2 separate regions of the Homo sapiens genome follow, and region 2 is linked to region 1. Evidence: read pairs that join two places in POLR2A ChIA-PET (ENCODE). Cell type or tissue: IMR-90. All regions are shown on one strand. Each heading gives the region's core, and the rest is flanking DNA. Links, peaks and the distances in the headings are about the cores only.

Region 1 (7,500 bases), core at 1,720-6,719:
AAAGAATCAAAGGATCTAGAACTAGAAATACCATTTGACCCAGCCATCCCATTACTGGGTATATACCCAAATGACTATAAATCATGCTGCTATAAAGACACATGCACACGTATGTTTATTGCGGCATTATTCACAATAGCAAAGACTTGGAACCAACCCAAATGTCCAACAATGATAGACTGGATTAAGAAAATGTGACACATATACACCATGGAATACTATGCAGCCATAAAAAATGATGAGTTCATGTCCTTTGTAGGGACATGGATGAAATTGGAAATCATCATTCTCAGTAAACTATCGCAAGAACAAAAAACCAAACACCGCATATTCTCACTCATAGGTGGGAATTGAACAATGAGATCACATGGACACAGGAAGGGGAATATCACACTCTGGGGACTGTGGTGGGGTGGGGGGAGCGGGGAGGGATAGCATCGGGAGATATACCTAATGCCAGATGACGAGTTAGTGGGTGCAGCGCACCAGCATGGCACATGTATACATGTGTAACTAACCTGCACAATGTGCACATGTACCCTAAAACTTAAAGTATAATTAAAAAAAAAAAAGAATCAAATGAGGTGGGGAACAATATTCTAGATGAGGAAGTGAGGGTTAGGCAGATGCTGGCTAACTAGGCAAGGCCAGGCATGTCCCGGTCCTGAACCGGCACTCTGAACCATTTCTTTGTCGCTCAGTATCCTATCGAAGCCCATGCGGCCTCCAGTGTCCCTGGGACAGCGTGGAACCACCCTCTGGAGCGAAAGGAGTGACCAGGACCTCTACTCCCCTGTCTCATGCCTAATACACAGCCCTTGGCAGGAGGCAGCTGCAGCCAGCAGCTTCTGGCCCTGCGGTGGGGGTCTCCAGGGAGACGTGCAGCAGGCCCCCTTGGAGGGTGACAGCACTATAGTTGAGATAAGAAATAATGCAATTCTCCAGGCAGAGCTGCAGTCTTCTAGCCCATATAAATGATTCCTTTAGTGATTTTGCCAAGGATTGTGTTATGTGTGCTTGGGGAACCAACATAGCCTGAGAAACCGTCAATATTTCTGGAGAAGGGCAAGTGTAATCAGTCAAGCATTCCAGAAAAAATGTAGTCAATGATTTTAACAGCAAGTGGTTTTGACTATGAAAAGATTCAACTATGGGATTTTTTTGTTTTTTTCTTTTTCCCCAAGAATCACTCTGAGCAATTTCTTAAAGAATTAAAATGAAATGTTTCTCGGGTAACAAATCACCCAGTCTTACAGCTTGGAGCTTTATCACTCTCCAGCTAATGGGTCTGAAGAGAGATTTCAGAAGATTCTCGAGACTGCCGTAGAGCCCTTGCTGGCAGGAACACAGGGAGCTGCTGTGAGGACGTTACTGTTTTGGTTACAAGTTAGAAACAAGGAGAGGACTAATGGCACAGAGGACGAGAGAGTAGGAGTGCTTCCATCAAACCAGCGCAGGGCCTAGGTGCTCTCAGGGGCCAACTGGCTGATTAGGGGCTGTGGGCAAGAGTGGGCACAGCCAGGCCCTTAATGTACACACTCCACTAATATCTCCCTCTGTTACTCATCCAGATTTGGCTTGGTTTCTATAGTGGCTGTCTTATTATGGGGTCATTGGTCATTTTATGAAGAGCCAAAAGTGGATATCCATCCTAGAAGTGACATTTTCTTTGGAAAATAGAGTATAATGATTTACTACCAGGTTACTGAGTTTTGGAGACTGGCTTAAATTTGCAGTCCTAGGGAAACATTACTGACAGAGCCTTGCCAGTTTCTGAAAAATATCCACTAATGCTCTTGCCGTGGGAATTATCTTTGATGGGGAGAGAAGAGAAGGGTAAGCCAGGCTAAGAACAGAGCCAAAGGACACCCAGTGGGACTGAGGAAGTTACGACAAGCCCGCCATGGTTTGAAAGGAGGGGCAATTGGCTTTGACCTTGACTGAGCTGTCTCAGGCATCCGCAAGAAGGTTGCCCATTGTGAGCCCTGCTTGGAGTAAGTTCTGGCTTCCATGGCTTCACAGTGACCTGCATGTCTCTTGCATCCATCCTAGGTCTTGTCACACCTGTCATAGGCCACACCAGAATCAACAGCCAGTTCCAAGTTCCAAGTTCCAAGTTCCTGCCCTCTCGTAGCACCCAGATCTTCCCACAATAAGCTTACAGACTCCTATGTGCAGTTTACCCCCATGCCTCCAGCTTCCTAGCTTTCTGTAGGCCTCTTGTTCTTCCCTAATCTGTCTAGGCCCCACAGTTGATTATAAATCCTCTATTTCACCAAGACACTCCACCCCCTTTTGCCCTGTCTTGCAGACCCCTAGTCCTAGAGCATCACCACAATCTGTTTTCCCTTCCATATCAGTTGACCCTACAATTGGCTGTGTGTAATAAAAGCTGACATCAGTGGCTTCATTAAATGGAGGTTTTATTTTATTCCCCCATAAAAGAAATCTACAGGGCTAACAAGTATACATAGAATGCTCCCAACAGGCTCTTTCTCTTCATTCAGTCTTTGTTAGCATGTGGCTTTTGTCTTCATGCTTGTTGCCTCCTGGTCACCATGTGGCTGCTTCACCTCCAGCACTGCATCTGCATTCCAGGCAGGAAAGGGGAAGGAAGGGTAAAGGGCAAAGGGCATGTGCCAGCTGAGCATTCCCACAAACAAAACACAAACCAATTTAAAAGAAAATCTTTTCTGGAAAGACAAGCTAAGGACTTCTGTGTCCACCCCATTGGCCAGAACTCTGACACAGGCCTTCCCTGGATGCAAGAGAGGCTGAGACACGTAGAAGTTTGGGCTGGTCACATCGCCTCTCCAAACAGAAGGAAAGAAAGAGGGTGGGTGGAGCTGGGCTAGGCGGCCAGCCATCTCTGCTCTCCTCCCTCCCAGTCTGCAGCATAAAACAGCCACAGCAAATGCACGGGCTCCTGCCTGGCCCCTCAATCACTGCCTTCAGAGGCTGCCCACACCTCACTGTTGCCCTCAAGGCCCCTGCCCAAGCCCATCCACTTCATTATTCCTCTTTTGACAAGAACATCCAACCACCAGGTTAGGCCCCGCATGTGAACACACTGACGTCTTCTTTCCTAATGTCTCAGTGGATGAGTTCCCCTTTGCCACCTGCTCCGTCCGAGCTTCCACCTCCCACTCCTCGTGGACTTTGTTCCACTCATCATCAGCTGGCACGCCCATTGCCAGCTTCTTCCTCTCTACCAGCAGTTTTCCCACAGCCTATCAGCAGGATAATAGAATCTGTATCTTGTTGTGAAGATGACCTGAATTAATAAGGATTGGTGTTACAATGATGATTATTCTAAAAAATAAAGCAAAACAACAAAAACAGCCTTTAACCCTTTCTATGTCCATCTGCCTATGGAATCCAGTCGCTTGACCATCCCAGAAACACCCAGCTTTGACACGTTCTAAACCAAGGTCCTCTTCCTTCTCCGGCTCATTCATTGTTTTGGTGGATGGGACTCAAACCAGAACCCGAGGCCTATCCCAGCTCTTTCCTCTCCCACTCTGTCCCAACCCAGAAGTCATGAAATTGGTTGACTGAATCTCCTAAAGATTTTGGAGTTTGTCCCTTCCCTCTGTTCCTATACTCCCAGCCAGGTGGATCTAACAGCATCCCGTGTGAACTCCCTGGTGTGGGGCCTGCTCCCCTCAAATCTCCTCCACATCACTACCTGGGCACAATGTAAAACTCAGACCTGGCTGGGCGTGGTGGCTCACGCCTGTAATCCCAGCACTTTGGGAGGCCGAGGTGGGTGGATCATGAGGTCAGGAGATCGAGACCATCCTGGCTAACATGGTGAAACCCTGTCTCTATTAAAAATAAACAAATTAGCTGGATATGGTGGTGGGTGCCTGTAATCCCAGCTACTTAGGAGGCTGAGGCAGGAGAATCGCTTGAACCTGGGATGCAGAGGTTGCAGTGAGCCGAGATCATGCCACTGCACTTCAGCCTGGGTGACAGAGTGAGACTCTGTCTCAAAAACAAACAAGCAAACAAAAAAATTCAGACCTGCTCACTCACCCCACACAGAGGCATGAGGGGCTTGCAGCAGCAGGGCTCATGGGTGTTTTTCCCAGAAAGCTTACTTGGATGATAGCTAAATAAAGTTTAAGCAAGAACTTTATTTGTGAAACTACTTATGTTTAAACGAAAAAAAAAAAAAAGCAGAGCTCCCTTCTCCCACATGGATCTAATGGGCAGAATCTGGTTTGGAACACAATGCCTGGTATGTTTGGGATGAGTGAGGGGTGCAGCTGGGAGCAGGCCCGTGGTCTCCTCCCCACTCGCCGCCCTTCTCACTTGCTGCAGTTAGCACTCTCTCATCTGGACTGAAATCCCGACAATAATAAGCATTTCTTCCCCTGTGGATGTTCAAGGGCAGAGCTACACAGTTCAGAACTGGAACTCATGGTATTTGTAAATCCGTGTTAAGCCGGAAATCATGCTTGTAAGGATAAGGAGAAAGCCTGTCTTTAAGTGGGAACTTTTTGTCAAGGAGCTTACAGTTTTCTGATTTCAAGTCACTTTCCTAAAGTCTGTATTAGACTGTATTAGGTCAGCAAGGGGTGGGGATTATCATTGTCATCTGACAGAAGAGGAGACGAGATAACAGAGAGGAAGGTTAGGAGCAACTTGTCCATAGTGGTGGATCAGAAGGATTTGGACCAGATCGGATCCCCACACAATAATCTCTTCACAGCTTACATTTCTTAGGTGAAATACAGCTTGCCATAAATCTGTAAGGGTGAAAGGCAGATTGTGGGTTGGGCATGCTACCAAATTAAGAAGGTTTTCAGGGTTAGCGTAAGGGAAAATAGGAGGGGAAAACCTGTAATGTGGAAGACAGCTTCTTCCAGCTCTGCAAGCACAGTCTGATGACCCTCTATCTTTCTGCTTGTAATCTTAAGGTTTCTGCCAATTTACCTAACAAATCATCTGTACATTCACCCCGAGAAAGTGCATTCTGATTCTATGGGCTTTAGGGAGGAAAGGACATTCTGAGGCAAGGGCTAAGTGCCAGATTCTTCCCAGCAGTCAGCATGAGGCAGTGGGCCCAGTTCTGCTGGTGTTTTCTCATTCCTGGGGAGGAGAAGAGAGGATGGGTGGCAGATTGTGATCTACAGAGCCCAGGAGCTAGGTGGTGTGATGCAACTGGAGGCAAATAGGTGACAAATGAAAGAACTATCCTGGAACCACAGATTTTCCCTATTATAATCTAAAATCTTAAATGTTAAAAGCCAGAGAAAAATAACCTGGAATAAAGGCCCCTTGGGTTTTGTCACTGCTTAAATCCCCATCTTTATCTTCTGTGTGCATTCCCAAGGGAACCCTCCGTCTCAGCCACACTGAGCCACACTTCATGAGCCACCCTCTCTGAGGCTTCTACCTCTCCTCTGCTAGCCCCACTTCCTGGGATGCTCTTTATTGCCTTCTCTGCATGCTTGACTTTTACTTGCATTGCAAGATTCAGTTTTCCAGAACAGCAAAGCCTTTTGTATATCTACTCTCCTATAAAAGAAATAAAAACACTACCAAGAATTGCCAAAATCAATTTTGTTGGAATTCTGGAAATTAACTAAAGGCTTGCAACAATCTGAGGAGGGTTTATTCAAGAAAAACAGCAGAATCTCGTCAGAACAGGTTTGTGGCATCTTTACTTGCCCTAATCCCATGCCCCTCTTGAAAACCAGCAGCCACTAGAGGAGACAGATCAGGGCTGGAGTTCCCCTAAAGCCCCATCCCTAGAGAACTGTCACTATTTGACCTGTCTAGAAAGTCACTGAAAAACTCAGTTTTTCAAGACTTGCCTTTATTTCACCTGACTCCGAGTTCCATCTCTGTGAACAGTTCTACCTCTAGGTAATTTGCAGAAAACAATCAGCAACAATTGTTTAATATTGGAGATTCCTGTGGCAATGTTAGCAGTTAGGACTAACAAGATGCTGACAAAAAAGCTTAAAAGGATAATTATCCTGATCTGATTACTACACGTTATCACGTTATATACATATGAAAACATCACTATGTACCCCCATGAATATGTATAATTATTTTTCTATTAAAAAAATAAAATTTAGGCTAGGAGTGGTGGCTCATGCCTGTAATCCCCACACTTTGGGAGGCCGAGGCAGGCAGATCATGAGGTCAGGAGATCAAGACCATCTGGCAAACACAGTGAAACCCCATCTCTACTAAAAATAAAAATTTAAAAAAAAAATTAGCTGGGTGTGGTGGCGGGTGCCTGTTGTCCCAGCTACTCGGGAATCTGAGGCAGGTGAATGGCGTGAACCCGAGAGGCAGAGCTTGCAGTGAGCTGAGATTGCGCCACTGCACTCCAGCCTGGGCGACAGAGTGAGACTCTGTCTCAAAAAATAATAATAATAAATAAAAAATAATAAAACTTAATTAAAAAATACATCTAAGCCCACAATTTTTTATTTATTTATTTATTTTTGAGATGGAGTCTCCTTCTGTTGCCCAGGCTAGAGTGCAGTGGTGCCATCTAGGCTCACTGCAAGCTCTGCCTCCCGGGTTCACACCATTCTCCTGCCTCAGCCTCCCGAGTAGCTGGGACTACAGGCGCCCTCCACCAAGCCCAGCTAATTTTTTTGTATTTTTAGTGGAGATGGGGTTTCGCCATGTCAGCCAGGATGGTCTCAATCTCCTGACCTCATGATCTGCCCACCTCGGCCCCCCAAAGTGCTGGGATTACAGGCATGAGCCACCACACCCAGCCACATTTTTAGAGATACAAAAAATAAAAAGCTTGGCCGGGCACGGTGGCTCATGCCGGTAAATCCCAGCACTTTGGGAGGCCAAGGCAGGTGGATCACAAGGTCAGGAAATGGAGACCATCCTGGCTAACACGGTGAAACCCTGTCTCCACTAAAAATACAAAAAATTAGCCGGACATGGTGGCAGGCACCTGTAGTCCCAGCTACTCAGGAGGCTGAGGCAGGAGAATGGCGTGAACCTGGGAGGCGGAGCTTGCAGTGAGCCAAGATCGTGCCACTGCACTCCAGCCTGGGCGACAGAGCGAGACTCTGTCTCAAAAAAAAAGAAAAGAAAAGAAAAAACAAAAACAAAAGTTAGCTGGGCATGGTAGTGCATAGTGCATGCCTGTAATCCCAGCTACTCAGGAAGCTGAGGCAGGAGAATCGCTTCAATCCAGGAGGGGGAGGTTGCAGTGAGCCAAGATTGCATCACTGCACTCCAGCCTGGACAAACAGAGTGAGACTCCATCTAAGAAAAATGAAAAAGGAAAGTAACTAGGCAAACAAACAACAATACCTGCAACAAGAAAACCTGGGGAAGGGTGGGTAATCTGATATCCATAGTTGCCACATTCTATTATTTTAAATGCCCAGTTTTCAACAACAACAAAATGAAACAGACAAAAATTGGAATGTATGACTCATACACAGGTAGAAAAGCAGTCAATGCCTCTGACCTGGGTAGAGTGGCATCTGGCTGTGACATTCA
Region 2 (7,500 bases), core at 1,585-6,584, 140 kb after region 1:
TCAGGTGCAGGTGATTAGCAGGGACATAAGCAGGGTGTGAGGAGGGCCGTGGCTCACTTTCCTGGAGCTTCCGTAACAAAGCACCACCAGCTGGGTGCTTAAACAGCAGTAGCTGATTATCTCAGAGTCTGAGGCTAGAAGTCCAAGGTCAAGGCATCAGTAGGGCCACGCTCCTGCTGAAACCCATAGGTGCTTCTTCCTTGCCTGTCCCAGCTTCTGGTGTTGCCAGCAACCTTTGGCATTCCTCGGCGTGCAGCCACACCACTCCAACCTCCGCCTGCATTGCCTTGTGGCCCTCCCACCCTGTGTGTCTGGGTCTTTTCTCCTCTCATAGGAGCACCAGTTGTTTGGGATTAAAGGCCCACATACTTCAGTATGACCTCACCTTACCTTAACTAACCACATCTGCAACAGCCCTTTTTCCAAATTACGTCGCATTCTAAGGTATGGAGGCTAGGACTTTATATCTTTTTGAGGGGGACACACTCAACTCTTGACCTGGAAAACCTTTGCTGGCTCCTCATAGCTTAGCGTTCAAGCCTAAGGACCGAGGGGCACTCAAGGTTGCTCAGTCTGTCCTCAGCCCCCTCTCCCTTCTTCCCATTGGTCAATCTACTCACTTTACATCAAGCTTCCTAGCCTCCCAGGCCAGAAGCACACTGTGGTCTTGGTGGGCACTGCCTCCTGTCCCTACACTCCCCACTCCTTCTGCTGAACGGCTCTTCATAGATCATGCTCAATATCACCTCCTTCACTATGCCTTGCTTCAGCCTTCACCTGGAGGAATAAGGAATTCCCTTATGGCATTTTCCTTACAGCCCTGTCACAGCACTTACTGTGTGATGCAGTCACCTAGCTGTGATCCCATTTTATCTCAGCCAATCACCGCCTTTGGGTTTGGGACTCACTGAGTGATAGGGTTGTTAGGATTGGTGGCCGTGTTCCCCCAGCCCCCCAGAACCACTGAACTCCTAATCTGGTTGAAGTAAAATGATGCATTTGATGACTGGCCAAACAATGTGATATCTGAAAGAAGATATTACCTTCCCACATGGTAGGGGGCGTGTGCTTCCAGAGTGCAGGCCAGGTATCTGCAGGTGACGTCTGCCAGGCTGGGCACCCAGGAGGACAAGTGATGGGGGTCACAGGCTCTGGCTGCTTTTGGACAGCTGTAGGGTTGTGAGGAAGAGGGAAGCAGAAGGAAAAGAAGGAGAGGAAGGCAATTCTAGGCAGCTACCACTGAAAAGGAAGAGGAGCTCTTTTGCCCAAAACCTTAGGAGAAGGATCCAAGGTGGGGGACAGGGTTTGGTGGGGCAGCAGGTTCTAAGTGTGCCACATGGAATACAGAATAAGAAACTGCATCTGGAGATAATGTTTCTTGGGGGATGATAGATTATTACCAAAGACAGATGAAGTAGTAGAATCACTCTGGTTCCACTCAGGAAGCCATGCTTGGTTTCTCCTGCTGCATGCATCAGCAGTGCCATCTATTGGGGCTCGGAGTAAACTGTCGTGGTCCAGAACACGTGAAGACTGAATTCTCTTTCACACCCAAACCCACAATTACTGCATTAGTATGTGTTCAGTATGACTTATTGCAGATTAGGATTAAACTTTAATGAGAAGAGACATTATGCATGGCTATAATGCTTTTTCATTTAAAACGATTGGGAGGGGTGAAGGGAGAAAACTGTGTTCTTTAGCTCTGAACAACATTTTATCGTTCAGAAACGAGAATGATGTGCCTCCCAGGCCTGAGGTCAGCCCAGGCACCACCCTGTCCTCGTGGGATGCGGTGTGGCAAGCTCAGAGCAGCTTGTGCACACTCCCATGTTGTAGAGAATCTCTTCACACACATATTCTAAGAGATTATAGGGAGAGAACTTTGAGTTTATGCAATTTCCCAGAACAGTCAAAAGTCCATGTTTTTCTTTTTATTTTGAGTTTATAGTAAATGTTGTCTCTGCCATCCCAGTGGCAGGCTCATTTTTGTTCCTCCCACCTCTCCTTGACTATAGGTTCTCCCCATGGGGGCGGTCCTCAGTCCTTGTCCCTCGAATCCCACGACTTTACCTGCCATGGACATGCTGATGACACATGCGTCTACATCTGCTCCCCCCACACCCCATCTCTCGGCTTACTTCCAAATCCACCTGCCTAAATGCCTATCAGTCATCTCCGTCTAGATGACCTGCAGGCGCCTAAAACTCAACACATCCAAAGTCAGTTCAGTATCCCCCTTAAATCTATCCCTCTTACTTTCTTTTTCTTGGCTGAAGGCATAACGCCCACCAGGTTCCCCAAGCCGGAAATCCTGGAACCGTTCATTCTTGCCTCTTTTGTCCCTTGAACCACAGCTGCTTCATCTGTAAGGCACAGTGCTGGGACTACGCAGAGTGCAATGGTTTACACAGATAATTCAGGAATCAAGAGTCCTTCAAACAGAAATGATAAAATAAAAGGTAACACTTACATAGTATGGCTTATGTGGCAGGCACTGCCCTAATAGTGATTTAACTACCATTCAAATGTATTGGTTCATTTATTCAATCAAATTCTCACTGCAACTCTGAGCTAAGTATGATTATTATTTGTGTTTTATAGATAAGGAAACTGAAGCACAGACCTGTTAAGGAACTTGATTAAAAGTTCATTGGGGCCGGGTGGGGTGGCTCACGCCAATAATCCTAGCACTTGGGAGGCCAAGGCAGGCAGATCACTTGAGGTCAGGAGTTCGAGACCAGCCTGTCCAGCATGGTGAAACCCTGTCTCTACTCAAAACTATAAAAAATTAGCTGAGTGTGGTGGCACGCACCTGTAATCCCAGCTACTCCGGAGGCTGAGGCAGCAGAATCACCTGAAACCAGGAGGCAGAGGTTGCAGTGGGCGAAGATCTTTCCACTGCACTCCAGCCTGGGCGAAAGAGTGAGACTCCATCTCAAAAAAAAAAAAAAAAAAAAAAAAAAAAAGTTCATTGGATGGTTGGGTAAAAATATATCATTGCTGCCTTTTGGGAGCTCATAGTTGTAGAGGAGAATCAGACAGGCAACAAACAACCACCTGTGTGGAAGTGTGGAAGAGCTGTAATGGGGGCATGTGGAAGGCTCCCGAGGACAGGGATATACTCACATATGCCTGAGATGACACAGGGACCTGCACTTTGTTGAGAAGGATGAACATTAGTTTGAGTCTCCCCCTTTCTCAATCCCAGTGTGTGGGATTTAATTCAAGCCTATCACATTTCATACAAGCCTCATTAGGGGTGTGTCATTCATGGTAGGCTCATTACGTTGCAGGAGCAACCCCCAAATCCCAGGGACCTCATACACTAAAGGTTTGTTTTCACTGACACCACACATCAGTGCAGGTCAGCTGGGGCCGAACTCAGTGCCATCTCTCGGGGTCCTGGGCTGATGGAAGCTCTGGCTGGACACAAGTTCACAATCGCTGCAGCAGTGATAAGGGGTTGTGGCGACTCACACATGGCCTCTTAAAACTTCCATCCAGAAGCAACACAAGTTAACTCCTTCCAGGTTTTGTTGGCCAAGAGAGTCGCATGCCCACATGGGACATCAAAAGACATGAGGAATTATAATCCTACCAGGTCCCTGAAGAAGGCAAAGAAGAGTATTTGTGAACTACCCTAAGGGCTGTCATGGGGCTGGAAACTGAAAGTATCTTCTCTGAACATGGTGGATTTGGGACTTTCCTGACTCAGGTGTGGAACCTAAGCAGCCTTGGCAGCAGGAGGAAGGAGGCTGTGCTGGGATGGGCCCACATTCCCATGGTGGCAGGACAGGGAGCGGTGATGCCGAGCATGGAGATAAAAATAACTAAACTTGGCTGGGCGCGGTGGCTCACGCCTGTAATCCCAGCACTTTGGGAGGCAGGCAGATCACGAGGTCAGGAGATTGAGAACATCCTGGCTAACAAGGTGAAACCCCGTCTCTACTAAAAATACAAAAAAAATTAGCTGGGCGTGGTGGCGGGCACCTGTAGTCCCAGCTACTCGAGAGGCTGAGGCAGGAGAATGGCATGAACCTGGGAGGCACAGTTTGCACTGAGCTGAGATCGTGCCACTGCACTCCAGCCTGGGTGACAGAGAGAGACTCCGTCTCAAAATAATAAATAAATAAATAAATAAATAAATAAATAAATAAATAAATAACTAGACTTTCATAGCTCTTACTATGTGCCTGTCACTACCCTAAGTGCTTTACATATATCAACTCACTTGACTCTCAAGCCTAAGGCCCTAATAATTGTAGAGCTATAGAAGAATCTCTCTTCAGAAGAATCCCTCTGGGAGGGTTTCTAGTATCTAACTTTTCTCTTCTTTTCCCTCTAACATCTCACCAGTATGTTGTGCAACATCCTGAACCCAAAGCAAAGTTGATAGACTGAGTAACCACATTCTTTTGTAACAGGGTGTATTAGTTTGGTGGGAGCTGGAGGATATGACCCTTCCTCCAATTTCCATTTGGAATGTGGCTTCAAGAGAGTTAGCCAGTATCCTGTCTCCAGGACAAACATTTGTATCCAGAGATTTGCACAGTGGCTAGAGAGACACCTAGCAAACAATTTGAGCTTATTAATCACTGGGGTTCACACATGAGTAAATTTGTTGAATGAATTTGGGTGAAGCCAGATTTGACAGAAGCCTGATTGTTGAAGGGACAGGGGGACCCCTAGAGAGAATGTGTAGTCAGCAACTGAGCATGAGAGTGGAGCTAGAGAAGCCTGGTTCAGGGTCCTAGGTGCAATGATACTCAAACTGGGCCACCCTGTTCGTATTCTGCTGCTAAAACACAATATACAGACTAGGTAATTTTATTTTTAAAAAGAGATCTGTTTGGCTCACAGAAGCTGGGACGTCCAAGACTGAAAGCTGCATCTGGCAAGGGCCTTCTTGCTGCATCCTAAGATGGCAGAAGGGCATCATGTGGTGAGAGACACTGAGAGAGAGGGAGAAAAAGTGGGCAGAACTCCCTAACTTATGAAAATCCCATTCCTGAGATAATGACATTAATTCCTTCGTGAGAGCAGAGCCCTTATCACCTAATCATCTCTCTAAGGTCCCATTTTTTTTTTTTTTTTTTTTGAGACGGAGTCTCACTCTGTCGCCCAGGCTGGAGTGCAGTGGTGCGATCTCCGCTCACTGCAAGCTCCGCCTCCCGGGTTCACAACATTCTCCTGCCTCAGCCTCCTGAGTAGCTGGGACTACAGGCACCCACCATCACACCCGGCTAAATTTTTTTGTATTTTTTAGTAGAGACGGGGTTTCACCGTGTTAGCCAGGATGGTTTTGATCTCCTGACCTCGTGACGCCCACCTCGGCCTCCCAAAATGCTGGGTTTACAGGCGTGAGCCACTGCCCCCGGCCTTTTTTTTTTTTTTTTTTTTTGAGATGAAGTCTCACTCTGTTGTCCAGGCTGGAGTGCAATGGCACGATCTTGGCTCACTACAACCTCTGCCTTCCAGGTTCAAGTGATTCTCCTGTCTCAGCCTCCTGAGTAGCTGGGATTACAGGCATGAGCCACCACACCCGGCTAATTTTTTGTATTTTGAGTAGAAATAGGGTTTCACCGTGTTGGCCAGGCTAGTCTCGAACTCCTGACCTCAAGTGATCCACCCGCCTCAGCCTCCCAAAGTGCATGGGCCACCACGCCGGGCCCAAAGAACAATATCTTCTATGTTATTTAAATAATGTCAAGACTAGACAGGAACAGCTTCCAGATGTGTGATGATAGCCCAATAAAACTAAAGACCAATCTTACATATGAATATTAAGGCCAAAGGAGCTAAATAAAGAATAAAGAATTATGGTAAATAATTCAGAATGCCATGACCAAGTGGTGGTTATGCCAGAAATGCAAAAAGAGAAAAATTATTAGAAAATACACTAATATATTTCACCATAATAATAGATAAAATGAGAAAAAGCATATGATATCTCTCTAGAGCAGCATGTCCAATAGGAAGATAAAGTGAACCACGTGGGTAATTTTAGATATTCTAGAAGCCACATTTCAAATAAGTAAAAAGCAACAGATAAAACAAATTTTAATGATATTTTATTTAACCCAATATATCTAAAATGTACTGTCCTAGCTCACCGCAATTCAGACACAAAATTTTCATTGGAAAAGCTTGATCTGCATTAAGATTTAGTGAAGTTTATGATACAAAAAAGTAGGTGTATATATCCAAGTTGCAAACATACTTGAGTTTTTCAGTAACTGAATTATCAGTCTTAAAATTTAGTTTAATTAAAATTAAATTAAAAATTCAGTTCCTCAATCACACTAGCCAAATTTCAAGTGTTTGTGAGCCAGCCACAGGAGGTAATGGTTACCTTATTGAACAGCACACTTCTAGATGACGAAAAAGAATTTGATAAAATCAGCATACATCCTTGAGTTTAAAATCTCTGTCTACCTCTCTGGGATTTCAAGCAGTTCTTTTTAGAGGCAACTAATGTTAACTGAGAGAAACCCTGAGGGAGACATCACTTGTATACTCCTTTTTTCCTTTTGAATTTGTATTAAGTTCATCATCTCACATCTCACAAATAAAGGGGGGAGGGGGGAGGGATAGCATTAGGAGAGATACCTAATGTAAATGACGAGTTAATGGGTGCAGCACACCAACATGGCACATGTATACACATGTAACAAACCTGCACGTTGTGCACATGTACCCTAGAACTTAAAGTATAATTTAAATATATATATATATATATATATATATATATATATATATATATATATAAACTAATCACTTTAAAATTTTTTTTGCTGGGTGTAGTGGCTCACACCTGTAATCCCAGCACTTTGGGAGGCTGAAGCAGGCGGATCATGAGGTCAAGAGATCGAGACCATCCTGGCCAACATGGTGAAACCCCATCTGTACTAAAAATACAAAAATTACCTGGGCATAGTGGCGTGTGCCTGTGGTCCCAGCTACTCAGGAGGCTGAGGCAGGAGAATTGCTTGAACCTGGGAGGCAGAGGTTGCAGTGAGCTGAGATTGTGCCACTGCACTCCAGCCTGGTGACAGAGTGAGACTCCCTCTCAAAAAAATAAAAAGAAAAAAAATTTTTTTTCATACAAAATTCTAACAAAACTTTTCATGAGTGTAAATGTCTTGGTAAAGAGTTTACTCTAGTGAGTGCAAATGTCCATGAGGTTTTTTCTGGGGGGGTGATAAAAATGTTTTAACATTATTGTAACAATGGTTGCATAACTAGTAAATTTACTATTAAAAGTCATTGAGTTGTACTCTTAAAAAATAAATGGATTTAATTGTATATAAATTATATCTCAATAAAGCTCTTAACATAAATAAGTTTACTCCATATATAGATTCATGTAGATAAAGCTATAACATATAGATATAGACATAGACACAAATACAGGTACAGACATAGAGAAAGTAACATAGAGATAATAACAAACATAACTTCCTGATTATCTATTATATATATATAATACTTATGGAT

The links. Peaks named below come from ENCODE experiments on the same cell type or tissue, not always from the same donor. Only the 100,000 strongest peaks of a DNase experiment are listed, where the experiment ranks them.
Region 2: POLR2A ChIA-PET joins it to region 1 with 5 read pairs; 2 of 35 experiments call an interaction of 5 or more read pairs at or near these places.

The regions. Positions count from the first base shown.
Region 1 is chr18:7,301,112-7,308,611 of GRCh38, reverse strand. It overlaps LOC124900409 (small nucleolar RNA SNORA48), which reads left to right and starts at 7,459; the gene lies at 7,459-7,500. In IMR-90, for the core only: no CTCF peak of the experiment used is centred there; no DNase peak of the experiment used is centred there.
Region 2 is chr18:7,158,795-7,166,294 of GRCh38, reverse strand. No RefSeq gene overlaps it. Among named protein-coding and RNA genes, the nearest start is that of LAMA1, 45 kb to the right of the region's middle. In IMR-90, for the core only: no CTCF peak of the experiment used is centred there; a DNase peak (open chromatin) is centred at 4,414.